Linked DNA regions of Homo sapiens: region 1 is linked to region 2. Evidence: chromatin loops called from intact Hi-C (ENCODE). Cell type or tissue: heart right ventricle. All regions are shown on one strand. Links, peaks and the distances in the headings refer to the core of each region. The heading gives the core; the rest is flanking DNA.

What was found. Hi-C counts contacts between places; a loop is a spot of excess contacts. Peaks named below come from ENCODE experiments on the same cell type or tissue, not always from the same donor. Only the 100,000 strongest peaks of a DNase experiment are listed, where the experiment ranks them.
Region 1: a loop joins it to region 2, with 3 times the contacts of the local background. A loop is called at or near these places in 2 of 110 quality-filtered maps.

Annotation. Positions count from the first base shown.
Region 1 is chr5:31,777,194-31,792,630 of GRCh38, reverse strand. The region is part of intron 1 of PDZD2 (PDZ domain containing 2); the gene reads right to left. Among named protein-coding and RNA genes, the nearest start is that of PDZD2, 150 kb to the right of the region's middle. RefSeq lists a silencer at 12,227-12,506. In heart right ventricle, for the core only: no CTCF peak of the experiment used is centred there; a DNase peak (open chromatin) is centred at 6,456; H3K27ac peaks cover 3,767 bases.
Region 2 is chr5:31,656,717-31,672,153 of GRCh38, reverse strand. All of the region lies in intron 1 of PDZD2 (PDZ domain containing 2), which reads right to left. Among named protein-coding and RNA genes, the nearest start is that of PDZD2, 25 kb to the right of the region's middle. In heart right ventricle, for the core only: a CTCF peak has its summit at 7,304 (motif pointing right); DNase peaks (open chromatin) are centred at 8,340 and 8,548; H3K27ac peaks cover 787 bases.

The sequences.
Region 1 (15,437 bases), core at 4,168-8,167, 120 kb before region 2:
GCCTGGGCAACACGGTGAAACCCCGTCTCCACTAAAATACAAAATTAGCTGGGCATGGTGGCATGCACCTGTAATCCCAGCTTCTTCGGGAGGCTGGGGCATGAGAATTGCTTGAACTCCGGAGGCAGAGGTTGCAGTGAGCTGAGACTGTGCCACTGCACTCCAGCCTGGGCCACAGAGTGAGACTCTGTCTAAAAAAACAAAACAAAACAAACCATAATAATAGAATCAAAGTGGCGAACTAACATACCCAAGGTCTCACAGTTCATAAGTAACAGAGCCAGAACTAGAACCCAGACCCATTGGACTTGGCCTTGCTCCTTGTACATCAGCCTGCTGCCTGCCTGCTTCTGATGACCTTGCCCCCCTGAACTATACCTGACTTAACCAGGCCAGCACCCAGCCTGGTGGTCCCTGCTCCTCAGCCACGGATGGGCCTCATATGATAAACATGTAGTTTGTGTCAGAAGCGTGTGGCTCTCTACCTGATATTCATTCTCTCTTCCTTTATTTTGTTGGGAGTGGCAATGAATTAAACTAAAATGCAGTCTCTCTTGCAGGTATGGATAGCTATACAACATAGTTCTGGCCAATGGGATGAAAGTGGAAATTGTTGGGTAGGGTTACACCAACATTCCTTTAGGGAAGAGCAGAAATTAGAGGAAAAATAAACCCCTGTGTCGTTAAGTCGCTGTTATGTGGATTTTTACCAGTCCAACCAATTATCTGAATTACACCCCAAACACAGAATTCAGTGCCTGGAAGTTGGGGGAACTGAAAGTAACAGAACCTATAATGTGGAATTGGATGAGCAGGAGGGGTCAGGAAGCAGACGTTAAGGACTTGAAAGTTGCGGACTGGAAAGTGTTGACCCTAGCTGTTCAATGTGAAGTATCTGGTCAAATTGCCTACTGCTGAATGTTGCAAAGTCATTTACATGTTGACTGAGGTTGTGGAGCTAGGAAAAATGGTAAGAAAAATTTAGAATATTGGTAGGTGCTTTTTCTTTTTTAACCTTTTTTTTTTTTTTTTTTTTTTTTGAGACGGAGTTTCTCTCTTGTTGCCCAGGCTGGAGTGCAATGGCACGATCTCGGCTCACCATAGCCTCCACCTCTTGGGTTCAAGCAATTCTCCTGCCTTAGCCTCCCAAGTAGCTGGGATTACAGGCATGCGCCACCACACTTGGCTAATTTTGTATTTTTAGTAGAGGCGGGGTTTCTCCATGTTGGTCAGGCTGGTCTCGAACTCCTGACCTCAGGTGATCTGCCCGCGTCGGCCTCCCAAAGTGCTGGGATTACAGGCGTGAGCCACTGCGCCTGGCCAATAGGTGCTTTTTCACTCTCAGCAAAGTCTACAGCTCCCCAACTCAGTAAGCAATCAGAGATAAAGAGAACTATCACTTTGCTTAGAAAGGCCCTCTTGACATTGAGTCTGCAATCTAAATTGCCTGGGAAGCCCACATTATGGACCCTTGCAGGGTTACAAAAATCAGCTTTATCAGAAGCAGATAAGTGGTGTCCTACTAGCCGGAGTTTGTAAGTCTGCTGGCAAAAATGTGATTACCCAGCAGAAACCACGGTTTCAACTGTTCTCAGCAGCATACATTAAGTAGCATACATTAAGTTAAAATTCAGGCTGGGCGCGGTGGCTCATGCCTGTAATCCCAGCACTTTGGGAGGCCGACGCGGGCGGATCACGAGGTCAGGAGATCAAGACCATCTTGGCTAACACGGTGAAATCCCGTCTCTACTAAAAATACAAAAAATTAGCTGGGTGCGGTGGTGGGTGCCTGTAATCCCAGCTATTCAGGAGGCTGAGGCAGGAGAATGGCATGAACCCAGGAGGCGGAGCTTGCAGTGAGCCGAGATCGTGCCACTGCAGTCCGGCCTGAGCGAAAGAGCGAGACTCTGTCTCAAAAAAAAAAAAAAAAAAAAAAAAATTAGAGAGATAGGTGCGGATTCTAAGTTAAAAAGTAAAGGATTCAAATCATAAGGAATTGACCAGAAACACACAGACTAGATACCTTAAAAAAAACTCCAGCCCTGGTCCACAACAGCCTGGGATGCTTAAATCTCTACAGCAACCTTGCAACTCTTCCTCTCCCTCTTTCTCACCTGCAACTGACACCAACAAGTAAGGCTTCAAAAAATGTTCAGCCCCCAGAAAAGGTGTCCTTCCTGTGCCCATCACAAAAGTGGCCATGGTGGACAGTGAATGAAGAATGACCTCCCGGGGCCAGGAGCGGTGGCTCACGCCTGTAATCCCAGCACTTTGGGAGGCCGAGGTGGGAGGATCACCTGAGGTCAAGAGACTGAGACAATCCTGGCCAACGTGGTGAAACCCTGTCTCTACTAAAAATACAAAAATTAGCTGGGCATGGTGGCGGGTGCCTGTAGTCCTAGCTACTCGGGAGGCTGAGGCAGGAGACTCAGGAGGTGGAGGTTGCAGTGAGCCGAGATTGCACCACTGCACTCCAGCCTGGTGACAGAGCGAGACTCCATCTCAAACAAACAAACAAACAAAAAAGACCTCCCAGTAAGAGGCAAGGGCCATGGAAGGCCATAAACAAGGAGTTCCTTCCACCAGAGCAAGGGGTGGCCAGAGTGAGGACCCTTGCTATTCTTGGCCAGAAGGATTTGGTCATAGCTATGGACAGTGACCACGATATTTTCCATCTCTTCTTTTATAAATGGAATTTTTTTTTGTTGTTTGGAGAAGGAGTTTCGCTCTTGTTGCCCACACTGGAATGCAGTGGTGCAATCTCAGCTCACTGCAACCTCCACCTTCCAGGTTCAAGTGATTTTCTTGCCTCAGCCTCCCAAGCAGCTGGGATTACAGGCGCCCGCCACCACACCCGGCTAGTTTTGTATTTTTAGTAGAGATGGGGTTTCACCACGTTGGCCAGGCTGGTCTCAAACTCCTGACTCGGATGCCTCGGCCTCCCAAAGTGCTGGCGTTATAGGCATGAGCCACCACGCCCAGCCCGGAAGTTTTTATTGTACTTATTTTATACCTTTTCCAGTATTGTATTTTGGGGGTACCAAAGATTGCTCACAAGGAGCCCTATCTAGCACTGATGGAGAAGACCACATAACACCCAGAAGTCTGGGGCTCTAGTCTGGAAATGCTACCTGGATGAGGCTTGGGTGCCACCTCCCTTGGCCTATGCCTTGAATGGAAAGAAGGGTATGTCTCAGTAACCAAAGAAGGGGACTGTGGCAGAGAATTCTAGTTCCCTACAGAGTATCCTGCTCGCTTTTTCCTTACTAACAGAAACCCACCTATGTTCGAGGAGCAAGTGCCCAGCCAAAAAGCCATTTCTTAATGCACCTTCAGAGAGGAGTGGACATAAGATACAGTCCTGGCTCATGAAGTTTTTGGGAGAGGCATCCAGGGAGGCTCCTTTCATATAGGGTCTCTTTTTCCTTTTTCTTGCTTAGAATGCATATGTGATGGCTGGAGCTTTAGCAACCATCTTGTGACCTTGAGCAGCTATACCAGCCCCAGACATCCTACCTCCAGACTTCTTATTACATGAGAGAAAAACAGGCACCTATCTTGTCTAAGCCCTGTTAATTAGATATTCTGTTATAGCTGAATAAAATCCTTAGTGAATATATTGCTTTCATTCACTTTTCACCCTCAGATTCAAGGCCCTGAACATAATCCTGAGTCCTTCAACTTCAGTCCTGCTACTTTTCCAGTTAGCAGTTATTACTGAGTTCCTGCCTCGATTTGAGGGTTGCCAAAAAATACAGAGCATGTGTCTGCCCCTTAAAAAGGTGAAAGCACACATAAACTTAACCAGTGATACATTAGCATAGTTGTGCAGTCCCAGGTGTCTCACACAAACATACAACTGATTGAGAAACAGTGCAAATACAAACTACTGAGACTCCCTTAAGTCAGCTTAGGTTTTGGGAGAGCTAATTTTATTTTATTTATTTAATTTATTTATTTATTTTGAGACAGAGTCTCACTTTGTCACCCAGGCTGGAGTGCAGTGGCACGATCTCGGCTCACTGCACTCTCCGCCTCCCAGGTTCACGCCATTCTCCTGCCTCAGCTTCCCCGAGCAGCTGGGACTACAGGCGCCCGCCACCACACCCGGCTAATTTTTTGTATTTTTAGTAGAGACGGGGTTTCACCATGTTAGCCAGGATGGTCTCGATCTCCTGAACTCGTGATCCGCCCGCCTTGGCCTCCCAAAGTGCTGGGATTACAGGCGTGAGCCACTGTGCCCGGCCTTTTTTATTTTTGAGACGAAGTTTTACTCTTGTTGCCCAGGCTGGAGTACAATGGCACGATATCAGCTCACTGCAACCTCCACCTCCTGGGTTCAATCAATTCTCCTGCCTCAGCCTCCTGAGTAGCTGGGATTACAGGCACCCACTATCATGCCCAGCTAATTTTTGTATTTTTAGTAGAGAGAGGGTTTCACCATATTGGCCGGGCTGGTCTGGAACTCCTGACCTCAGGTGATCCACCCGCCTTGGCCTCCCAAAGTGCTGGGATTATAGGCATGAACCACGGCGCCCGGCCTGGGAGAGCTAATTTGTATCTGCCTACATGGCTGACTCTACACTAGATGAAGGGCTGTGCGTATGAGGCAGAGAATTTGATCTATCCTTTTATGCAACAAGGGTTGATTCTGCCAGGCACTGCGCTAGGCTAGAAAAGAAAAGATGAACAGCCTGTGGAGGCTGCGGTCCACTGGAGAAAGAGACCATAAAATAAACAGCAACAATAAAATGCGTAAAGACCCATGGAAGGTGCACTTGGGAGCATAGGATGGATTCTGAGAAGTGAGGCTTTCCAAGGTCAATGCTGAGGTTTTAGGGGATGAGAGAGGTGTTTCCATATATTAATAAATTATAGAAGGTAAGAACCTAGAAGGAACCTCAGGGATTACCTCCTCCAGCCTTCAATTTTATAGATGAGAGAAATGAACATCAAGGCAGGCCCAAGATCCTTCAATTTCTGGGTTTGATGACCTTTGAAGAATAGGAAAAAGAAAAAAAAAATGAATGAAATGGAAAAGGATAACCTGGCAGCTATTTTGAGACTCTATTACCTGAAGATATTATATGTCCTATGGACTATCTGTCCATATAAAAATGGGAATGAGTAGAAATTGCAGGTAGACTCATGAATATTGAAGGCCAAAAAACCCTAATGAATATTAGAAGTTATTTCTGTTCCCTACCTACTTCTAAAATATATTTGCTGTGGCTTCAACTGTGAGCTCTGCGGTTTAAGACTGTTTACTCAGGATGTCAGGATTTGGCCAGTTCTGGGTTAATAATATTTCTAGAGTTTAGATATCTCAATTCTAAAAGAGCATACTAATTGAGGAAAGAGGGCATTTACGAGGCAATGTGCATATTTGTACAATGGCAGTTCAATGCTTTGAAACAGTTGCTATCTACTGAATAGGTAATTGACTGAGAACAGTCAGGGCTTCTGTGTTAGCAGCAAGAGAGCCATGAGGTCACTGTGACTGCCCATTACCTTCTGATCATCCTGTCCATGTGGTATGGATCGGGCAGCCATGATACTACCAACCCACTCATTCACAACCCAGTAGATCACATCATCCACATATAGCATTATCACATATTCTTTAATTACACCAGAGTGATTTTTTTTAAAAACAGGATAGATATTTTACAAATCCTTTCATACCAAGTGTGCTGTTAGATGCTTCTGGTGTTTAGACTTTTGAGTACATAATCTATTTACTGTATTTAAATTCTTAGCATGTAACTACTCAGGATCTGACCTCATCATTAATTAACAATGATTCAAATATTTATAAGAGCCAGTAATACACTCTGCCACTAGCTAGCTGTACGGCCCCAGGCAAGTCATGTAAAATCTCTGAGCCTCAGTTTCCTTACCTGCCAAATGAGGTGGTTTTACTAAGTTTCTTTCCAGCTCTGGCATTCCCCCTACACCCCCCCAAATCTTGGAGCTAAGTTAGCGAGGCAGGGATGAAGTAGCTGGCCTCATTAGGAAGCATATACACAACCATGGAAGTTTTGAACTGCAGAGGAGATAGGCTAAATTGCTTTATCAGACTTTGAGTATCTGCCAAGACAAAGGAGGAGAGGAGCCCCAGGGGTGGTTTTATATTTATGTGCTTATAACCTTATCCCAGCTTTTCCAGAATACAAGAAGAAATATATCCTACTGAATAAAAGCTCTTTGGAACAGCAATAGAACCAAGGTTTCAAGAAGTGGGGAAGAACTTGCCTGGGGGGTGGGGTACAATAGGAAATCTGGGGTTTCCACTGAGGCCCCACAGCCTCTTGAATTTGGCAAGAGCCTAAACTGTGCGGAGACTGAGCTCCACCCTCTCCCTTCCCTGGACTGCTCGCCTGCTTGCTTGCAGGAGCTAGGGCTGGAGTGCCTGATGCAGAGAATGAATTCTCAGAGGAAACCAAAAGATCACGGAGCACAAAGGTTCAACCTTATGTCAACTGAGAAGCTCCCCCATTTCCCAGGCCTTGCTGTGGGAAAGGCCTCAGACAATGAGAAGGAAAGTCAAAGTCCATGGGAGTGAGAGGAACAAGAATCCTCAGCTGACCTCTTTCAGTCAGGAACTCAGAATTCAGAAGGAAAGATTTCGGAGGAGGTAGGCGAATATACTAACCCCGAGTCCCTCCATGACCCCTTTGCTACTCATGTGCCATCATGGCCCTTAATAGGGTGGGAGAGAAGTGATGTGGAGCGACTGTAAGAAGACGTGAGATAGCATAAATGGAGAGGAACTAGGACGAAAACCACCGAACCTTGGGGCGAGGTCTGGGGAAATGATGAGGTTGGATCCACCGTCACTCTAGATCCTGCTGTGGTAGGGGCATGTGCACAGTTAAAAGACAGGGCTGGGCAGGGTGCAGTAGCTCATGCCTGTAATCCTAGCACTTTGGGAGGCTGAGGCAGGAGGATCACTTGAGCCCAGGAATTCAAGAGCAGCCGGGGCAACATGGCGAGACCCTGTGTCTAGAAAAGATTGAAAAATTAGCTGGGTCTGGTGCTGCACACCTGTGGTTCCAGCTACCCGGGAGGCTGACATGGCAGGATCTCTTGAGCCCAGTAGTTTAAGGCTGCAGTGAGAGATATGCTCATACCACCGCACTCCAGCCTGGGTGACAGAGTGAGACCCTGTCTCAATATATTTATATATGTATGTATATATATATAATATATATGACATATATATGGGAAATATATATTTATATATATAAATATATAATATATATGACATATATATATGGGCTGGGAAAGGTCACTGCCAGGGAGGTGCCACAAGGTGACCCTGACCTTGGTGAACTTCCTACCATCCATGTCTTCAGGTTCTAAGGCTCGGAAACATGAATTCTGTCAGCACATTGCAAGGGCATCTATTTCTCATGTGTAAACATACAGTTACCAGCAAGAAAGCTCATTCATTCATTTTCAATTGGAAAGACAATTACTAAGTGGGCAGGATGTTTGCATCCACGTAATCAATGCATGCTTACCCTGAAGGCAGGATGCTGCAAAGGCAAACTTGGACTAAGGAGACCCAGGTGAGTACAGGAAGGGCTCTAGCTCAGGTAGCTTCAGGCACTCCCTCTCCCACACTGTAGTTGAGGCTTTGCAAAGGAAATTGTCTACTTAGCCAAGACTCCCCACTACTAGAAAACATTAGAAAAGTCATGACTACCTTTTTTTTTTTTGAGACGGCATCTCGCTGTGTCGCCCAAGCTGGAGTGCAGTGGTGCAATCTCGGCTCACTGCAACCTCCACCTCCCGGGTTCAAGCGATTCTTCTGCCTCAGCCTCCCGAGTAGCTGGGATTACAGGCATGTGCCACCACGCCTGGCTAATTTTTGTATTTTTAGTAGAGACAGGGTTTCACCATATTGGCCAGGCTGGTCTTGAACTCCTGACCTCGTGATCCACCTGCCTTGGTCTCCCAAAGTGCTGGGATTACAGGCGTGAGCCACCACGCCTAGCCTCAGGCATCACTAACTTCTTACTCTTAGAGTTTTTGTCCCTGTTTTGCACTGACCACCCCCCTTCTATTCATACCCACTTTCTCCAAAGTGCACATTATGACATCAATAAGTAATGATTTCTGATCTCTGAATTACAAGCACAATCCGATTTCAGTCCATCCTCCACAAGATCACTGTGATTTGATGTTTGTTTTCTACGTGCATTCAAGGACAATGTCTTACCTTGGAAACTTGGAGACTGGCTATCCAACCCTGTATGTTGTATTTACTAGTTTAATTCTCAAAATAAAAACTTGACTTCCTTATGTCTAAGTTCGGGGCTGCGAAGAAGGGACCTCACTATTGCCCCAGGTCCCGAGGACACCTCTGGATTTAGTGTAACTACAGGAGCTAGCAAAGTGGCCATGTGGGGCACTCACAGGCAGTTTTGATGCGCTCAGAATGGTGTCTGTGAATGCCTGCAGGAGGTGAGGACGGGAGGGACAGAACTAAAGTCACAAGCAAAGCCGGGATTTCATGTTCTTTTTTCCACTCTTGACCTGGAGCCCTACCGAGGAGCCTTATGCTCTGAATTTCCAGACAGCTCCTGCATTTCCCAGAGCCCTGAGGCCCTGTGGCAGCGTCCCAGTGCCACAGATGAGGGAACAGATTGAGAGGGGACCGGAGACTCAGTGACAGTCAGAGCACTATGTGTCCATGACGTCACTCGGCAAAAACTCCCTGCAGATTGGAAGGCAGGTTCTCATCCATTAAGCAAAGCCTTTCTCCAGGAAATTGGAAGCGGGAAAAAAATAAAACTTCTTTGTATTAGAGACAACATAGGCACAAGGGCACATCTCCACAGGGGAAATGTAGACGGTTGGGTACATTTAGGACAGGAGTCTAATGTTTCCATTGCTGAGGCCTCAGAGGGAGGTGCTATAGGAAATAGACACTCTCAGGCACGCTGCCGATCTGGGGAATTACCAAGATTAGCAAAATGGCCATTACCTGCCACCCACCAGGTTCCACTGAAGCATTTCCAACATACTTTAAGCACCCTGGTTGGACGACTCCAAGTTCAGTATCAATCTCTTTGTGATGCTGAGCACGCAGACTGTGCCAAGTGAGACACTAAAGAAACTATGTGAAAATAACCGAAGACTTGTTCTCAACTTGAAATCTCAAGTCTTCTCGCCTGAGGAGGTGATTAAAAACTTGGCCTCCTTCCCCGATGCGGATGCTCTAGCCCCCTGCCTGGCAAGCTCAGGTGCTCTCCTGCCCAGTCCTGTCCTCATCCTTCCCTCCCGTGTTCTCCAAGGCTCTCTCCATGACACCTTCCACCCAAGTCCTTTCCCACGAGTCTTAAGACCAGAAAAAAAAATGGAAAGAAAGACGCGTGCATGCTTCTGGTGTTCCCAAGTTCCACAAGATAAACACTGGTTAAGCCAGTGAGGAATGACTCCTCAGGCAGAAATCATTCATTCATCCAGCAAATATTTATTGAGTGCAATAAATCAAGTTTAAACCAACTTTATCTAAAATAAAGTTTAAACCAACTTCATCTAAAATAAAGTTTAAACCAACTTTAAATAAAAGTCCTCACCTTTGGGAACTTAAAATTTAAAGTGGTGGCCAGGCACGGTGGCTCACGCCTGTAATCCCAGCACTTTGTGGGGCTGAGGCAGGCTGATCACTTGAGATCAGGAGTTCAAAAGCAGCCTGGCCAACATGGTGAAACCCCGTCTCTACTAAAAATACAAAAATTACCCGGGTGTGGTGGCGGGCACCTGTAATCACAGCTACTCGGGAGGCTGAGGCAGGAGAGTTGCTTGAACCTGGGAGGCAGAGATTGTGGTAAGCCGAGATCGTGCCACTTCACTCCAGCCTGGGTGATAGCGCAACACTCTTTCTCAAAAAAAAAAAAAAAAAAAAAAAATCTAAAGTGGTCTTTCCAAGCCAGCCTGAACCCCAGAATCATCTGGGCTTCTTAAAGATACGCTAGATCCAGATCCAATCCTTAGAGATTCTGATTCCCAAGACCTGGGGGTGGTGGTAGCGAGCAGATACCTGTACTTGTAATGAGTGTTTTGGGTAACTGGTATAACATGGTCCTGGAAACTATTGATCAATTAGAACAAGAGGTGCCAACTCCTGCATGACTGAGACTGGGACCACAGGAAGAAGGTTAATTTTAACATCCTAATGTCTCCGGAGACTCCTCATTTCCCACCCATGTAGGGTTGTAAGATTCAGCAAATAAGAATGTATAGCTCCCAGTTAAAAATGAATTTCTGAAAACAAGAAATAATGTTTTAATATAAGTATGCTCCAAATATTGTAGTATATCTTAATGTAGGTATGTCCCATGTAATAGTTGGGACATATTTATACTAAAATATTATTCATTGTTTATCTGAAATTCAAATTAAACTGTCTGGTATTTTATATGGCAACCCTACTCTACCCCACCCCAAAATGAAGCTCTCAGAGTCTGTGACCTGCATGTCTGTCTGCCTTTGTGACATATGGAATCCCAGCCGGCACCCCTACCCTGCCTCAACAGGCCTTTCACTTCTTCCTGAATGCAGATAGCACCCATGGGCCACGGCCACCCACACTGTGCCGGCATAGAGTGAATGAGTCAGACCTGGGATCACAGCTCATCACCTGACTTGGAGGAACTTCTCTTCCTGGCCCCCCTGTTATCTCAGGCTCTGGTCTCATATGCCCAAATCTGCTCCTCACAGCCCAGCTGCCTTCCCTAAATGCCTCTATTCGCCCAAACCCTGTAAATAGTAGTCCCCTCTGGCCAACTGACCTCCTGAAATAGGCACTGACAAAATGAGACGTCTGTCTCACATTATACAACTGTGTTATAAGGATGAAAGAAGATCAGGAACAGAAAGAAAAGGTCAGAAATAGAAAAATGTTTGAAGTAATTACAAGAAGTAATCCACCAGTGATTTTCAAATCATGATCCTAGGACTACGTACAGCATTTAAACACAGCTGCTCTGATTCTATTAGTTTCATTTGCTTATGCTTCTGGGTAAGACTTTATTTGAATGAATTTAAGCAGCTAACACATTGAAGTATAGAGTTGGCGACCACTTCTAAGAGATGCTCACAATGGCCTATGGAGAACACTGTGCACTGTATACCCACCACTTCCTCCCTTTTTACCCCCTAACAGAAGCCTGGGTTTTTGTTTGTTGTTGTTGTTGCTTTTTTGAGATGGAGTCTGGCTCTGTCGCCCAGGCTGGAGTGCAGTGGCACAATCTCAGCTCACTGCAACCTCCAACTCCTGGGTTCAAGCGATTCTCCTGCCTCAGCCTCATGAGTAGCTGGGATTACAGACGTGCACCACCACACCCAGCTAATTTTTGTATTTTTAGTAGAGACAGGGTTTTACCACGTTGGCCAGGCTGGCCTTGAACTCCTGACCTCAAGTGATCTGCCCACTTCAGTCTCCCAAAGTGCTGGGATTACAGGTGTGAGCCACTGGGCTCAGCCTGAATCCCAGTTTTTGTGTAAGGATTCAACCATCCTCCTCCACCCATCAGGGGCCTCAGCTTTAAAGAAGGGCCTAACTGATCGGTGGTGTAAGTGACATCCTCCCCTTGCAGCAGGGTTTCAGGAATGAGCAGGTGACCCAACACTGGGAAATGAGACATGAGGTGACGCCTTCTAGAATCTTCTGGAGAATGTTGCCTTGCTCCTAAGACAAAGTGCTGAGATGTGATAGTCTCTCTTCTTCCTCTGGATGTTATCAGCTCTCAGTGACACGCCTGGAACTGCTGCTGCTACCCTGCTCCAGCCTAAATGAAGCTTAATCCTGGGGATCACAGAGTGAGAGGGAAAATGAGATTGGGACCCTGAGGACACCGCGGAACCACTGAATATCCTTCCTGCTGAAGCCGGTTTGGGGTGGGTTTTTGTAACCAGCCTCTTGAAAACATCCTGTTATATGTGTGCTTCTGTGCTTGGAGCTGTATATTAAAAGGAAATGTCTAAGACAGACATGCAAATTTAAACTTCTGAGATTCGCAGCAATAAAAGTGGATCTACCTGTCTTTATTTCTATCCCAGAGGGCAGAAATGTGCTCATCATTATTTCTCTATAGACACTGGCTTTCGCTTTTCTTTGACTTCGAATAAAAATGCTCTACTTTAATGTTCGTTGATGAAATATCAAAAATAAACTTACTCCTCCTTCTGGCAAAACCTCCATATTTAAACATTCTCAGAACCACAAGAAAAAGCACAAGGTGTTTGAACTGCCTTGTGAACTTAACTTTGGAACACAAGCAAAGGCAGAGGCTGAAGCCCCCCCGGCATCCTTAAGGCGCAGAATCCCACAGCCCATGGATAGATTCCTGTGCCGACTCCACCCCCCACCCCACTCTCACGTGCTTGACTTTTCCTGCCGCCTTCCCCTCCAGTGACTATTGAGCTCGTCCCCAGGCTCCAAGGGTAGAACTCCCACTCTGCAAACTTTCTACCAATGCTGCTTCTCCCATTTCATGCAGTTCCATAAACCCATTAAGTCAACTCTTCAGAAGAGGGCTGGAGGCTTGACTCTGGACTATTGACTCTGGAAAAGTGAGCTTGCTTCTCAGGGCTTCTAAGGGGTACAGTAAAGCCACCAGAAACTGGCGACGTCTTCAATCCTCTAGCGAAGACACAACTAAAGCAGTGAATGGCTCCAGTTCAGGAGTGCTTATTCCAGCACAGCAAGACAGAAACACAGCCAAAGTGGGCAAGAAAATACAATACAGATTAATCATGGACACTAATAAAAACGAACACGTGAAGCTGCCAAGGAGATGAGAACAGGCATACCAAACTGAGGCCAATTCATTCCCTAAATATTTACTGAGTGCCCACTACCCCGTGCCAGGCATTACCACAAATTGCTAAAAATACAAACTGAACAGGTTCTGTTTTTGGCTTCAAGAGATTCCCAATTTTTGGCCGGGCGCGGTGGCTCACACCTGCAATCCCAGCACTTTGGGAGGCCGAGGCAGGCGGATCACGAGGTCAGGAGATCGAGACCATCCTGGCTAACATGGTGAAACCCCGTCTCTACTAAAAATACAAAAAGTTAGCCGGGCGTGGTGGCGGGCGCCTGTAGTCCCAGCTACTCGGGAGGCTGAGGCAGGAGAATGGCGTGATCCGGGAGGTGGAGCTTGCAGGGAGCCGAGATTGCGCCACTGCACTCCAGCCTGGGCGACCAGCAAGACTCCATCTCAAAAAAAAAAAAAAAAAAAAGAGATTCACAATTTTCCTAGGGACAGCTACATAAATAACGTTAAAGGATGGCAGAATTCACTAGGTGGAATTGGGGGTGATAGAAGTCATTTACACAAGCCCAGTCCTGTGGAATCCTGAAGGTAAACATGCAGGTGGTATGTTGATGCAACAGGCAAGGAGGGCTGGTGTGGAGGGTGTGCGCAGTGCAGGGTGTGTGCAGTGGTGGGGCTGGGAGTTAGTGTACAGGTGTAGTTTGGGGCAGAGTGCACATGGAGTTTGACTTCTGTCACATAGGTAATGGGTTTTGGTTATTGGTGGTTTAATTTTTTTTAAGCAAGAGAGAGATATAACCAGATTTGTGGTTTCATTTTAGAAAAGTATATGAGAAAATGTTTGCCATAATATGTGAGGAGAAAGTAGGTTACAAAGTAGTTTTGTTTTCATTTTTAAAAATGAAATTGATATGCAAAGTCTTTGAAGGATATTCACTAAAATGACGGTTTTCATCTCAGGAAAGGAGATCTATGAGTGGTTTTTCACCTTTAAATATCTAGATCTTCTAAATGCTTGTGAACATTTATTACTTTACTGATTTAAAAACACCATGTGGCTGGGTGCGGTGGCTCACACCTGTAATCCCAGTGTGTCCGGAATTGGTGGGTTCTTGGTCTCACTGACTTCAACAATGAAGCCGCGGACCCTCCCGGTGAGTGTTAAAGTTCCTAAAGACGGTATGTCCGGAATTTGTTCCTTCTGACGTTCGGACGTGTTCGGAGTTTCTTCCTGCTGGTGGGTTCATGGTCTCGCTGGCTTCAGGAGTGAAGCTGCAGACCTTCATGGTGAGTGTTACAGCTCTTAAGGCGGCACATCTGGAGTTGTTCGTTCCTCCCGTCCAGAGTTGTTCATTCCTCCCAGTGGGTTCCTGGTCTCGCTGGCCTCAGGAGTGAAGCTGCAGACCTTCGCGGTGAGTGTTACAGCTCATAAAGGCAGTGCAGACCCAAAGAGTGAGCAGCAGCAAGATTTATTACAAAGAGCGAAAGAACAAAGCTTCCACAGTGTGGAAGGGGACCCGAGCCTCTTGCCACTGCTGGCTGGGACAACCTGCTTTTATTCCCTTACCTGGCCCCACCCACATCCTGCTGAATGGTCCATTTTACAGAGAGCTGATTGGTCCGTTTTGACAGGGTGCTCACTGGTGTGTTTACAATCCCTGAGCTAGACACAGAGTGCTGATTGGTGTATTTACAATCCTCCAGCTAGACGTAAAAGTTCCCCAAGTCCCCACTAGATTAGCTAGACACAGAGCACTGATTGGTGCATTTACAAACCTTTAGCTAGACACAGAATGCTGATTGGTGCGTTTACAATCCCCGAGCTAGACACAGAGTGCTCACTGGTACATTTATAATCCTACAGCTAGACATAAAAGTTCTCCAAGTCCCCACCAGATTAGCTAGACACAGAGCACTGATTGGTGTGTTTATAAACCTTTAGCTAGACACAGAGTGTTGATTGGTGAATTTACAATCCTTTAGCTAGACATAAAAGTTCTCCAAGTCCCCACCAGATTAGCTAGATACAGAGTGCTGATTGGTGCATCCACCAACCCCAAGCTAGACACAGAGTGTTGATTGGTGCATTTACAATCCTTTAGCTAGACATAAAAGTTCTCCAAGTCCCCACCAGATTAGCTAGATACAGAGTGCCGATTGGTGCATCCACAAACCCTGAGCTAGACACAGAGTGCTGATTGGTGCATATACAATCCTCTGGCTAGGCATAAAAGTTCTCCAAGTCCCCACCTGACTCAGGAGCCCAGCTGGCTTCATCTAGTGGATCCCGCGTGGGGGCCATAAGGGCAGAGCTGCCCGCCAGTCCCATGCCACGCACCTGCACCCCTCAGCCCTTGGATGGTCGATGGGCCCAGGCGCCACGGAGCAGGGGGCGGCGCCCGTCGGGGAGGCTCCGGACACGTGGGAGCCCACGGGGTGGGGTGGGGCGAGGGGAGGGGGGCTCAGGCATGGCGGGCTGCAGGTTCGGAGCCCTGCACCGCAGGGAGGCGGCTGAGGCCTGGCGAGAATTCAAGCACAGTGCGGGCGGGCCAGCAGTGCTGGGGGACCTGGCGCCCCCTCTGCAGCTGCTGGCCTGGGTGCTAAGCCCCTCACTGCCCGGGGCCAGTGGCACCTGCCAGCCACTCC
Region 2 (15,437 bases), core at 5,635-9,634:
GGTGGAGTGATTTTGCCTCCTAGGGTATGCCTGGCAATGTCTGGAGACATTTTTGGTCATCACTATTGGGAGGTGCTAATGGCACCTAGTGGGTAGAGGTCAAGGATGCTGCTAAACCTCCTACTGTCCATGGGCAGCTCCCACAACAATTATCCATCCTCAGGCATCAGAATTGCTAATGCTGAGAATCCCCTGATCTAGGTGAAAACATCCAGGAGAGAACTGAGGAGAGGTCCTAGAGCTCCACCCCTCCAGGTGAGGACTGCAGACCAGCAGCTTCAGCAGAGAGGCAAGCCCTTTAAATGCAAAGCTTCAGACCTGACCGCATAACTACAGACTCAGAGCCTTTGCAGGGGTGGGCCCCAGGAATCGGTGTTGAACGAGCTCTCCATGTGATCTGCATGCAGGCTTTCTGGTTTCTCGAATTTTGCATTGAGAAGCATTAGTGGAGGCCGCGGGTGCCTGGCCTTGGATAGTCATCAGGAAACTCAGGCTCAGCCAGGCTGGCCACTTGCCCAAGATTTCACAGCAGGAGCAACCATGATCTGAATGTGAAGGAGGGCCGCACTAGTGCATGTGGGGGGCCGTGGGACTGGCACCAGGCTCTTCGAGACACAACTTCAAGGACAATGGCTTAGAGGTTGTGCCGCTGCTATGAGCACAGCACGCCAGCTCCCAGTCCTGATGCTGACCACAGGAGTGTCCTGACATGACATTGCACAGGAAAAGAAGCCTTCAAAGCTCTCAGACAACAAATGCCAGCAACCATGGACACAGCGTTACACACACTATGCCCTAGCAGTGAGAATAAGGAAGACGTTGATAACAGGGAACTATTTTCAATCTGCTCTTACCCTTTCTATGTCACCTCCTCTGGAAAGCCCTCCTTAATGCCCCTGATGAAATCATCATCTCTTTTTGGTTGTACTCCATTCCTTGCACTTATCTTCCCATTGTCTGACTGTACTGTGACTGACTTCTGTGAATCCTCCTGGCCCACAGGACTGAGAGTTCCTCGAGAGTAGGAATGGATTGTAGCAGACATCGTGGTCCTAGCTCCCAAGCCACCCTGCCTGGATCACCTAAGGACAGTTCTGCCTCTCTCCCTGGGGGTGCTCTCAGGCCTGGGAGGTACCAAGGAATCGTGCCCCCAAAAGCAACCTGCACCCAATGAAGGAATAAGGGTGGGAGTTGATAGGTAACCCTGAGTCCAGGGGTCTTGGTGGGGCAATTCTGAGATGTGTTCCACATAGACTCTTAGCGATCCACAGAGGGCTTGAGCCCTGGCTGTCACCGCAGTTGCCTCATGAGCACACCCTTTGTCAGCTCTCTCCCTTTTCTGTTACCTCCCTCTTCCTCCTCATTTCTGTACCCAAGCAAACTTCCTACCCCAAATCCTCATCTCAAGGTCTGCTTTAAAAGAAACGCAAACTGGCCGGGCGCGGTGGCTCACGTCTGTAATCCCAGCACTTTGGGAGGCTGAGGCGGGCGGATCACGAGGTCAGGAATTCGACACCAGCATGACCAACATGGTGAAACCCCGTCTCTACTAAAAAATACATTTAAAAAATTAGCCGGGCGTGGTGGCGGGTGCCTGTAATCCCAGCTACTCGGGAGGCTGAGGCAGGAGCATCGTTTGAACCCGGGAGGCGGAGGTTGCAGTGAGCTGAGATCGCGCCACTGCACTCCAGCCTGGGCGACAGGGCGAGACTCCATCTCATAAAATAAAATAAAATAAAATAAACGCAAACTAAGACAAGTATTTTGCTCAGTGCTGAACCCCCAATGTTTAGCTACCTCCTGGGCACAGTAAATCTTCACCAAAAGTATTTGTGGAAGTCAAACTAAAGTCCTGATATGACTGAAAAATCCAAAACCAGCAGCAACCAAAACACTGGCAAAAACCCCACTGATGGCCTGAGCAGTGTGAGCCAGAAGGATGTATGTACATTTCTTCTCCTTGAGTTTAGGTTCAAACACCCTGAAAACAATGCCTCCTAACTACAGGAACAACTGAATTGCTAAGCATCAGGGAGGAAAAGGGGTGAGCTTAGCAGTTAGGAGTGCCCGCTCTGCAATCCAGAAGAGCAAGGCTCAGATTCCTCACCCGCTGCTTCCTAAGCTCCTTGCGTTTCAGTTTTATCACCTGTAAAATGGGAACATTAATAGTGCCTGCTTGCAGGGTCGTGGAGAGGATTTAATGAGATCCAGGATTTATTAAAAGGTTTAGTATAGTCCTGGCTCAGAGTAAACACTCAGCAAATGTTCTCAACATTATTATTACTATTATTATTATTTTACGGCCCATTTAAGACAGCCTTCATGTTTCTTCGGGTGATAGATGGTAGCAGAGCAGATAGATGGTAACAGACACTCAACAAACAGTTCTTGTAAGCATCAGCAAAGTAAGCATCCAAGAGTAGAATGTAAAAAGCCTGTAAAGCCTCTTCTTTTACAAATGCTCCTAATAATTTTTCCTGTTGATTGATCCCACCTCTGTTACTGTGAACTTTGGAAAGCCATTCAATCTATGTGAAGTCCTGCAAGTCCTATCAGTAAAACTTAGTATTAGATAATGTTAAGGCCCCTTGCAGGCTTCACTTTGAGATGAAATAACTCCCAGGAAAGTGTGGCAAGAGCCAATCCACACGGGAGATGAGGCCAGGACAGGGGGCAGCCAGGAAGCAGAGTTTCTCCCTACCATTGACATTAGGGGCTGGATAGATCTTATTTTTTTTTTTTTTTTTTTTTTGAGACAGGGTCTCACTCTGTCACCCAGGCTGGAGCGTAGAGGCACAATCATAGCTCACTGCAGCCTCAAACTCCTGGGCTCCAGTGATCCTCCTGCCTCAGCCTCCCAAGTGGCTGGGACTACAGATGCATGCAACTACCCCTGCCTAATTTTTAAAATTTTTTTGTAGAGGTGGTCTTGCTATGCTGCCCAGGCTGGTCCTGGCCTCAAGTGTTCCTCCCTCCTGGGTCTCCCAGACAGGTGGGATTACAGGCATAAAGCAACACGCATGGCCTGGATAATTATTTGTTAAGAGAGGACGTCCTGTGCACTGTTAGATGTTTAGCACCCCCAGGGACACCAAAAATGTCTCCAGACATTGCCAGTGTCCCCTGGGGCAAAGTCACCCATCGCAGAGAACCCCAGTAATGGAGGTTTGCTTTTACCAGTGACCCACAGATAGGATCCAGCCCTGAGGTCCAGCCCCAGCCCCACTTGGGAGTGGAGGTCAATGCTACTCCCTTGCCTTGGTTTGTCTATTTTAATTTTTATTAAAACAACAAAAACAACACCACCAAGAAACTCCTGGGATGCTGTTTCTACATTTTTTCCCCTCTTATTCTTCATTATTTACTGCACTTCATTAAAAAGCAGGCCCTTTGGAAATAACCAAGCATTCATTGCAGATTTTGAATTATTTTGTTTTCCCTAGTCTATCATTAGCCATATTTGCCCACAAATAAGATTAATGTTTTTAAAGCTCATCTACTTGCAACCCCAAAACATAATCCCCTCCTGGGTTATTACTATCCGTTTATGACGTTAGGAACAGCAGGAGACCGCAACTCCAAAACCCAAATGATCCTGACATGCAAATATGTCATGAAAAACACAAGGCAAAAGATTTCAAAGGATTTATTAGCAACAGAGCTGCTGTTAACCAGCCAGATCCAAGGATTTATTTGGGCAATGGTCAAAGTTGCTCTATGGGACAATGAGACCTGAAGTTCTCTGCAGAAAAGTCAGAACACTCTCACAAGCCAGACACTTGCCCGGTGGTGGGCAGCCCCGTGGTTCTAAGGAACAGAAAGGAGTGGTTTGGTCTTCCACCAACTTCCATTGGCTTTCTCTGAACAGGGGCCACAAGGCTGTTTGTGTTCATCAATTCCTTCCTTTTCACCGAAAAGCAAATTCCTGTAAGATTGGAAAGCAGACCTCCATCTCTGCACGCATTCACCAACACAATGAAAAAAGGCAGTTTGGGCCAAGTGCAGCGGCCCACGCCTGTAATCCCAGTACTTTGGAAGGCAGAGGTGGGCAGATCACAAAGTCAGGAGTTCAAGACCAGCCTGGCCAATATGGTGAAACCCCCGTCTTTACTAAAAATACAAAAAGTAGCCGGGCGTAGTGGTGGGCGCCTGTAGTCCCAGCTACTTGGGAGGCTGAGGCAGGAGAATCGCTTGAACTCAGGAGATGGAGGTTGCAGTGAGCCGAAATCACGCCACTGCACTCCAGCCTGGGCGAGAGATCGAGATTCCATCTCAAAAAAAAAAAAAAAAAAAAAAAAGGAAAAAAAAAAGGCAGTTTGTTCTCTGCAGACTTCCCCTCTACCTTCCTGAGCAGGGCCCAGCAACATTGCCCCACTGCCTCCTGCCTTCTGGTGAGCAGGGGTCAGGGAGCCCATGACTACGCCTTCAGGAGTGAGCTGTTGAGGGGCAGGATCGCTGCAATGAAGGGGAGTCCAGGTAAAGGCACGTCCCATTCCATCACCGTGGGCACTGCTGCTTTCCCTGCTCAGGGCCCTTGCACTGGCTGTTCCTTCTTGGTGGCCCTCCTGCCCTGGAATCTGTGCCTGCCTGATTCATTCTTATAGCTCAGGCCTCTCCTCATTGTCACTTTCTCAGAGCAGCCTTCCCAGCCCCCACTATCCAGCAAGGTCCCCTCCATCCCTCCGTAGTCCCTTAACCTGCCTCATTTTTCTTCCGGAAGCACCTAGTTCCACCTGAAGTTTTATTGCACATTCTCTGGTTTCTGTTTCGTGTCTGTCCTCCCACCTCCTAGAATGTGGGTGCTGAGTAGGCTAGGCGTTTTGAGTGTCTCACTCACCCCTGTATCCCTAGTGTCTAGAAGAAGGGGACCAGGCACACAGCAGGCAGCAGGTACTCTTTTTTTTTTTTTTTTTTTTTTGAGACGGAGTCTTGCTCTGTCACTCAGGTTAGAGTGCAGTGGCGCGATCTCAGCTCACTGCAAGCTCCGTCTCCTGGGTTCAAGCCATTCTCCTGCCTCAGCCTCCTGAGTAGCTGGGACTACAGGCGCCCACCACCACGCCCAGCTAGTTTTTTGTATTTTTAGTAGAGACGGGGTTTCACCGTGTTAGCCAGGATGGTCTCGATCTCCTGACCTCGTGATCCGCCCACCTCGGCCTCCCAAAGTGCTGGGATTACAGGCGTGAGCCACCGCGCCTGGCTGGCACACAGCAGGTACTCTATCAATATTTGGTGAATGAGTGAATGTTTGGGCTTGGGCTAAGAAGTCACAAGAAACACTGAGGACCACCCACAGGCTGAGAGTCTGAGGGTTCCTGAATGGCTGCTAATCAAGAACTGGTCTATCTGATCTTAAAGACGGACCCCATATCTTGGATATTTTGCCTTCAGTTTCTGCATTTATCATTACGCTCACAGTGAAATTACTCTCTTATGGTATACAGGCCCAGCGCGTGGCCTCAGAAAACCATGCTTTCAGACTGGAGCGTAGAATAAGAGAAACCGACTGTATTCTGTCCCAATGGGGTTAGCTCAGTCCCCTTCCTAAACCATTCTGCCAAGTTTGTTTCTGAGCACCCAGCTCATGGTTCTATTTTTAGGGAACTCTAATGGTAACCTAAACAGTAGAAGCAACCATCGCCTTGTAAATGCAGGATCAGCAAGCCCCTTGCATGTATGAACTTGTCAAAATAATCGCAAAAGGCGCTTTCCCTTGAGATCATCAGAAATAATTAGTAAGAAAATATTTTTTTAATAAGGAGATAAGCTCGGCTGCAGGAGAAATATGCTCATTTCTCGTATTTAAAAATTAAAACCCCATGCTCCTTTACAAGATCCTGGGGCTGTTGGAACTGGAAGATGCATTCCATGATTGTTCTGACCCTAGAGGAGTCTACTTTCCCTCCACCTTCTGCTCCAAGACTGAGGCTGGCTGGATAACCATGTCCTTCTCCTCCCTGGTCAAAGAGGATGTTTCCCTAGGAAGGGCCCTGCCTCGATCTCGATGTCCCACTCCTCAACTGGCATTTGAAAATTTGTACCATTTATTCCCTAGAAATAAACCCTCAGAAACAACTCATAAAACCCACTTGTAGAAATGTAGGTTCCTGAACTGATGTGATCTGGGAGCCCACGCTGCCTCTCCACCTCCAAAGGGCTGGAGTTCTCCCCTCTAAGCTATTGGAAAATTGAACGTGTGAATGAATGAGGTCCCGTCCTCACTTCCCTATCACCTTATGGCTCCCCTGCCTCTCTTTTCTCTAGAGGCTGAAGTTTATGTGTGTAAAACTTCCATCTGATTAGCAGACATGCCTTTTCATGGGCTCTTGGATTAGTCTTTTTTCACACTGATACAAAGAACTACCTGAGACTGGGCAATTTATAAAGAGAACAGCTTTAATTAGTTCACAGTTCCGCGTGGCTGGGAAGGCCTCAGGAAACTTACAATCATGGCAGAAGGTGAAGAGCAAGCAGGAACCTTTTCACAAGGCAGCAGGAAAGGGAGGGGGGGGAGGGGGAACTTCCAAACACTTTTAAACCATCGGATCTCATGAGAACTCCCTCACTATCACAAGAACAGCATGGGGGAAACCGCCCCCATGATCCAATCACCTGCCCCCAGGTACCTCCCTGGACACATAGGGATTACGATTTGAGATGAGATTTGGGTGGGGACACAGAGCCAAACCGTATCAGCTTTCAAACCCCAATAAATAAAAATCGCCTTTCTTTGCCTCCATAAAAGACCAGAACACAAGCTGAATTTGTGGGTCCAGGAAAGGCTTCTTGGGGGAATGCTTTCCACGCTTGTCCCTGATGGAATACTGCACTAGCCACAGGAAGGGCAAGGTGAAGTGGGAGAAAAATTCCAGGGACAGGAAAGAGCAGGTGCAATGGTGTGAGAGATACACACGGGGAAGAGGCAGGCTGGAGAGGTGAAATCAAGCTCAGGAGGAGAAGAGGGGAAATAAGGAACAATGTGTGATGACTCCCCGCACCAAATCCAGGTTAGGTGCCTCTCTTACCCGCCTGGGTGGTATCCCAAGTGCACCCCCTGCAGTAAAGTACTTATCAGACAGTAGCAGAAATAGCAGGCAAACACCACAATTCCATATATTCCCCCTTCATAGTGTAGACTCCTTGCGGGCTACCTTTTCCAGCTCCCTTTGCATCTGAGCAGGGCTATTTGGTTAGTTCTTGCTAATGAGATGTGAGAGGACGTGAGGTGTTTCACTCCAACCCAAGGCACTTCAGAAGTAGATGCACCTTCTCGCCACCATCTCCTCCCTTCCACCAGTTGGGGGCAGAGTACTCGCAGCCCTAGGACATTGGTGGGGACACAAGATGGAGAGAATCTGAGTCCCTGAATCACCATGTGGAGGAGAGCCACCTGCTGACCAAGGATGAGTGAGATCATGAGAAATCTGGGCTATTTTTCTTGAGGACTTTTTCTTTCCTCTTCCAATTTTCTTTTGTGGTTTTCGGCTCTGTATGACACCCATGCTGGGGAACAGAACCTTGAAACGGTTGTTCCTAGGATGGTCTCTGCCGTCGTATGAATCACAAGACAGCCGGGGCAGGTTTGGCTGTGAACCATTTGTGGCTTTGGTGTAGAAATTTAGTGTGTGTGTGCATGTATTTCTGTGTGTGTGTATGTGTGTGTACGCATGCATGCGCCTGTGTGTGTGTGTGTGTGTGTGTGTGTATGCATGCATGCGCATGTGTCTGTGTATGAGTGTGATGGCCCTGGCCTGTATAAGATTTCTGCTTCCTGGGATTTGAGCCCTGCACTAGGCTGTTTGTGAGAGAGAAATGATTTTTTGTTATGTTAAGCCGTTAAAACTTGGAGGTTTCAGCTGGGTGCGGTGGTGCGTGTCGGTAATCCTGACTACTCAGGAGGCTGAGGTGGGAGGACTGCTTGAGACCAGGAGTTCAAGACCAGCCTAGGCAACACAGCAAGACCCCCATCTCAAAAAAACAAAACAAAACAAAACTTGGAGGTTTAATTGTCACAGCAATAGCAACTATCATTACCCTAATACACAGGCTAGGTAATATTTACTTATTCAATTGTAGATAATGTTCTCTAGACAGTAAGAGACCCCTCTATATCATCACCGCCTAGTAAAAGCTGGATATTAAGTGAACATTTGTTGAATAAAAATAGTCCATTGGTTAGAAAAAGGGCTCAAATCCTAGTAAGCAGTAATCTTCTTACTTTGCCATACGCCATCACACTCACACACAGATACATGTGCAAGCACACACTTGTGCCCGCATACACACACACACACACACACACCCTAAACTTCCACACCAAAGCCACAAACGGTTCAGGGCCAAGCCTGCCCCAGCTGTCTTGTGATTCATACGACAGCAGTGACCATCCTAGGAACAACCCTTTCAAGGTTCTGTTCCCCAGCATGGGTATCACACGGAGCCAAATACCGCAAAAGAAAATTGGAAGAGGAAAGAAAAAGTCATCAAGAAAAATAGCCCAGATTTCTCATGATCTCACCCGTGAGTCAGATTTGCATTTGGGATAACAACTAACCAAGTAGACCAGAACAGTCTGTCTGCAAGATGTGGGCCTGCCAATTTCAACAGCACAGAGAAGGCACGCTTCTTAAACTGGCTTAAAAGGACAAATCTAGTACACTTGTTTATTTTTTTTTCTTAAAAAAATGCCAAGGTAAAACAACCTCCTGTTTAAAAGTAGTTCTATAATTACCTTTTAAACACTGAATGCCAAGTACCTGTATCTTGCCATTTGGGGCAGTGGGGAAAAGTCCTACCAAACGGTCTTCACTGTGTGACCCTTAGAAAGCCACCTCAGCTCTCTGGGTTGAGATTTGTTCATTTATAACATACAAGATTAGAATAGACAATCTCTAAAGTTGGAGGAAGAAATCATCATCAGTGGAAGGGAAACTGAATTTTTCATGCCTTGCAAGTCTTTTACTATTAATGGAACTTATTCCTAACAGAAACAGGATATTTTTTATGGGTAGCTTAATTTAGATCAATTTGTTCATCTAAGACAGAAAGTGAGGTCCAAGGCATTGTGGACGTGAATGGATCTTTAGTAGTGAGGGGCAGGAAAGGGATGATTGTTTTCATGTGAGAGGTGGTGCCGTGGCCTGAATGTCCGTGTCCCACCCTGCAACCCCAAATTCATATGCTGAAATCCTAACCTCCATAGTGATAGCATTAGAAGGTGGGGCCTTGGCCAGGTGAGGTGGCTCACACCTGTAATCCCAGCACTTTGGGAGGCCACAGCGGGTGGATCACAAGGTCAGGAGATCAAGACCATCCTGGCTAACACGGTGAAACCCCGTCTCTACTAAAAATGCAAAAAAATTAGCTGGGCGTGGTGGTGGGCGCCTGTAGTCCCAGCTACCCGGGAGGCTGAGGCAGGAGAATGGCGTGAACCTGGGAGGCGGAGCATGCAGTGAGCTGAGATTGCGCCACTGCACTCCATCCTGGGCTACAGAGCCAGACTCCGTCTCAAAAAAAGAAAGGGGATCCAAGAGAGCTGCCTTGCCTCTTGCCCCATGTGAGGATGCAGCTAGAAGGCACCATCCCTGCCTGGGAGCAAACCCATCCCAGACTCCAAATCTGCTGGTGCCTTGATCTCAGACTTTCCAGCCTCTGGAGCTGCAAGAAATAAATTTTATTTTGTATTTTATTTATAAGCCACTGAGTTTATGGAATTTTTGTTATAGTGGCCCAAAAGGACTAAGACAGGCAGCATGTGGATTCTGGAGCTCCAACTGTGTGTCAGGACGTTTTCTTCTTTTACAGATAAAAGAGGCTTTAGGAATTATTTATTTATTTATTTATTTGAGATGGAGTTTCATCCTTGTCGCCCAGGCTAGAGTGCAATGGCGTGATGTCAGCCCACTGCAACCTCTGCCTCCCGGGTTCAAGTGATTCTCCTTCCTCAGACTCCCAAATAGCTGGGATTATAGGCATGCACCACCACGCCCAGCTAATTTTTGTATTTTTAGTAGAGACGGGGTTTCACCATGTTGGCCAGGCTGGTCACGAACTCCTAACCTCAGGTGATCTGCCCACCTCAGACTCCTAAAGTGCTAGGATTATAGAGGTGAGCCACCACGCCCAGCCGACTTTAGGAATTATTAACTGCAACTGCTTCCTTCTAAGGGTGAGGAAACTAGGACCTCAAGAGGCCAGCTACCTCACCCAGGATGACGTGTCTGGACTACAGCTGAGAGTGTTGGTGTCTGGGCCACCCAGGAGTCTTTTCACTCTCCCATCATCTTCCCCTGCCTGCACCTTGTACAGTTACGACATTTACCTTTTTGCCCCTGAATATCTCTGATGAAAAAAAAAGAAAAAAAAAAAAAACCAAGGGAGGAACTACTTATTTCTATCTATCTTTAGCCTTGGGGATTATTGCTGGATTTCATTTACTCAAACTGTCCCTAATCCTCAAGCCCAAAGGCTAAGAAACTCTCTGAATAGTCACGTAACAAAGTTAGGATCAGGTGCAAGATGGAAAAGTGATCACATACTTTAGAGCGTGTAAGAGGAGAAGAGAGGATAAGTTCTCCTTAGTGTTTCAAGAGTGTCAGCTAATGGGTGCTATAAAAATAACCACTCACAGGTTATCTGCAAGTTGAGTCTCTACAGCTTGGGTTTCAGATTCTTGGCTCGGCTGTCCCCTTGGACTCCTTTCCTCCCACCTGGTGACTGTCCCAAGCTGATTCCTCCCTGTTTTGATGCGTATCTGCTGTTTTAATCAGTCCTCTGCTTCCTACCGGGACAATGTGTCAGAGGCAAAAGTTAAAATAAGGTAAATATTTGCTTACATATTCTTCCTATACCTCAAGCCAATTCCCCTGTAATGTATGACATCTTTTCTGTTGAGTTTGTAAAATAAAACCCAGGACTGACCTCCTCAGCATGAGCCACACAACAGGCTGCTATTTTAGCAGCAGCTCAGAACCTCCGAAGCCAGGACCTGCATTTAATTAAAAGCCATACTAAGCAAATGGAAGAGCTAACCCTTTCTCATTTGTTTCTTTCCAAGCCTCTGCAAACTGGAGGTGGTGGCTTATGAAGAAAATTGCACTTGGATACAAGAATTACTTCTTATAGGCCCGTCACAGTGGCTCATGCCTGTTATCCCAGCACTTTGGGAGGTCAAGGTGGGATGATCATTTGAGGCCAGGAGTTCAAGACCAGGCTGGACAATATAGCAAGACCCCATCTCCACAAAACAAAACAAAACAAAAAATTCACTGGGCATAGTGACACATGCCTGTAGTTAGTCTAAGCTACTCAGGAGGCTGAGGGGGGAGGACTGCTTGAGCTCAAGAGTTTAAAGCTGTAGTGAGCTATAATCACACCATTGCACTCCAGCCTGGGCAGCAGAGACTCTGATATGGTTTAGCTTTGTCCCCACCCAAATCTCATCTTGAATTGTAGTTCCCATAATCCCCATGTGTCATGGGAGGGACTCAGTGGGAGGTAATTTAATCATGGCAGCAGTTACCCCCATGCTGCTGTTCTCATGATAGTGAGTGAGTTCTCTCAAGAGCTGTTAGTTTTATAAGGGGCTTTCCCCTCTTTGCTCGGCACTTCTCTCTCCTGCCACCTTGTGAAGAAGGACATGTTTGCTTCCCCTTCTGCCTTGATTGTAAATTTCCTGAGGCCTTCCCAGCCATGCGGAACTGAGAGTCAATTAAACCTCTTTCCTTTATAAATTACCCAATCTCAGGTATTTCTTCATAGCAGTGTGAGAATGGACTAACACAGACCCCATCTCTAAAAAATTTTTTTATAAAAAAATTTTTAAAAGAATTACTTGTTATAACAATAAAGTATCCATAGAAATGGAGAGGAAGAATAACATGCCAATAGATATGGGGACATATTTAAGGAGAACTTGGGCTCCAAATTTATTTAATCTATGAATCAAAGAATTGCTCCTTTCTATTATCCCTAAAGGTTGAATTGTGCCAATGAGGATATGCAGATGATTCCAATCTATTGAATTGAAATTTGTCTGTAACACCAAGTGGAAAGCAGTGGCTTACCAAAAACAGTGGACTGTGGGGACACCAGGTCTCCTTTAAAAGTCTGACTACCCAGCTGGGTCACCTTAGGAAAATTACCTGATCCTCTGAGCTTTTGGTTCTTCTCAATTCGATAGGGCTAATAATCTATTAGGGAGCTTAAATGAAATGATGTCGACAAAGTATGCAGGATGGGCTTATTAGCTGCTGAATTAAACCTCAAAGTTGGTATCAGCATTTGAAGCCACCCAGCTCAATCTTGTAACATCGGTCCTCCAACCTCTGCCGCAGGAAAAGGAAACTTACAACCTCCCAAGGCACTCCACACCAGTTGGAGACAGGTACAACAGATAGAAAAATTTGCCCAGCATAGGGCTGTATGTCTTTCCCTTAACTTCAATGCTTTGGCCCTTATTCTGGCTTCCAGACCAGAAATGAGAATAAGTCTTAGCAGTCCTATACAAGAAAAGCCACTGAAATAGTTTATCCAATGGATAGTGGTTGCAAACTCCCCATGTACAAGTATACAGAGCCATAGAGAGGTGAGGGATGAGTCTGAGTGTCTTGTCTCGGGGGCTAGTTGAGTGGGGGTGACACTGACCAAGCTGGGGAGCAGAGGAAGAGGTTTATATGGGGAAAATGGTGAGCTTGGCTTGGGACATTGTTACTCTGGAGTAGCTGAGGGTCAACCAGATGGAGATGGCGGGTAGACACTTGGATGTGTGAGTCAGTGCTCAGGAGGAGGGTTGGGTCTAAAGGTACAGATCTGGAAGTGATCAGTACATAGGTGGTGACTGAAGTTGAAGATGTGGCTCAAATTGCCAGAGGGTGAGATGAGAACCTTTGTTTAAGAGGCAAAGTATGAAACCAATCAAAAAAGTAGAGGGAGAATAAAGGTTTTGCAAAAGTAAATTAAAGGGCTCCATGGAGAGGAGCTCAGAGAGACTGAGATTAAGTATTATTTAAAGAGGTAGGAGAAAAGCAGTGTCTGAGAAGTGGTGTCAGAGAAGCCAGGAGAATAGAGTTTCATAAAAGAGCAGTGCCAACCAAAGTCAGTATGGAAAAGATTCACTGGGAGGCAGGGGAAGAGGACCACGGGTGAACACGGCGAGGGCATTTCAAGGAAGAACTGGGAGCAAAATCAAACTACACCATCCATTGTGGAATTAATGAGAGATTTAAGAAGTGAAAACAGGCCAGGCGTGGTGGCTCACGCCTGTAATCCCAGCACTTTGGGATGATGAGGCGGGCGGATCACGAGGTCAGGAATTCAAGACCAGCCTGGCCAACATGGTGAAACCCCGTCTCTACTAAAGATACAAAAACTTAGCTGGGCGTGGTGGCGTGTGCCTGTAATCCCAGCTACTCAGGAGGCTGGGACAGGAGAATCGCTTGAACCCAGGAGGCAGAGGTTGCAGTGAGACGAGACTGCGCCACTGCACTCCAGCCTGGGCGACAGAGTGAGACTCCGTCTCAAAAAAAAAAAAAAGTGAAAACAGCCCACATAGACCAAATTTTCAAATCATGGGGTTGTTAAGGATATAAAGACAAAGAGGTATTAGTTAAAGAAGGGGGAGGTTTAAACATGGTGGAGAGGAAACACAGACACAGAGAGGTTAACGGCAGAAAAGAAAGTATACTGATCAAATATGATCGTTACAGGCAAGAGAGGAGACACGCTCCTGAGCTCCTGGGGAAATCTTTGATAAAAGGAGGGAAATTTTCTCAGAAGCAGGAAGGAAAGAGCGCAGGCTGGAGGTGGAAATAGATCCTTTGTAAGTGAGGGAACAGGATGAACGGAGTTTCCGCTGATCATCCTCTGTGAAGAAAATATGAAGATTCCTTGCTGAGAGGGAGGGAGGAGACAGGGAGGTCAAAGTTTGAAGGGGAGGGGAAGAGTTAGAATAGACCCTGGGGTGACTGGGGCCCTGAAGACTGTCCGTCCACCTGTCTGCCAGCCTGTGGATCTGATGAGCTTAGAGACCATTATTCTGCGATTGCACCAATCCAAACAGCTGGGTGATTATTTTTTCTTTCATAGAAATGCTTAGCAGCTAGCACATAGGGGCAGAAAATGCCAGTGGTTGAACTTATTTTGTGTAGAGAATTTGTTGGGTGGGGGCAACTAAAGGAAAAAAGATAGGACGGTTAGAGTATTGGCAAAGAAGCAGATAAAGCGATGGTTCCTAGGGGTATGGGCTGGAAAGAGTAGGACTTGGAAGGCAGCTATTATCTTTCCTGTACATCTCTTCTACTAATGCCTCCTTTGCGGGTGTTGCCGGGAGCAGCACACAATAGTCAAGATGTGCAGGACTAGCGCCGAGGTCAACACTCTGTCCCTGGCCTCCTCAAACCTGGAATTTGCTCTTATTTCAGAGTCACATCCCAGTGCTGATGCACATGGATCACACGGTCTCATGACCTGCCTCCATGTTTTACACAAAGGCTGCTGTTAAAACAGGCTCCTGACCATCCCATAAAAAATGCAGGTGGTTTTTTTCAGATTCAAGTGCAGGACCTTCACTTGAGCCCCTTGGCTGACTTTTGCAAGGCTTGGCCTTTCCTGTAAGCCTATTTAGATTCTGATTCTGGTGTGAAATGAGGTCACTGTGTTTCCCAGATCTGGGTCATAAGCAAATGGGATAAATATGTCATCCACGTCTGTATTCAAATCGTTGATAAAAATGTTGAACAGGAGCAGGATAAAGCCAACGGTAGAGCTGTGCAGGACTCACTCTGGAACTTTCTCTCTGGATGAACACCTGTCCGCCATCCACTGTCCAGGCATTCAAGGGTCAGCTGCAAATCACCACATGCTGCTACTGTCCAGTCCACATAGCACCATCTTGCCCTCAAAGACATTGCACAGGACCATCCAAACACCTTGCTGAAAAGGCCAGATAGGCTACATCAACAGCTTTCCCATGATGTACAGGTCTAGTAACCTTATCCCCTTTGGATAAAAACACAATGTGCTTTTCTTTGCTGTTTCTTGTACATCTACGACCAGATGGAGATCGGTTTATGACATTTTCCAGCTTTATGACATTTCCTGTCTCAGTATGACATCACTCCCTCCACCCCCGAGCTGAGGGCTACAAAGAGCCACAAAGATGTTAAGAACTTCATTTCTAAACCCTCCTCCTTCTCCAGTGTATCGGGTTACCTGATCTCCCAGGCTGTTGAGGTGAAGAATGTCAACTTGATAATAAGACTACAATAGAAAAGCCACTACTTCTAATGGAGAGAGAGGGGCCCTATAAAGCAGCCCCTTTGCTCTGTCTTGGAGCTTCCTCTTAGAGCCCCTAAAAGGCAGTTAAAATTTTATTACTTTGAATCTGATTTAGAAAACAAAGCCAAAAGAGATTGTATCTGAGCTTTCTTGAATACATCATT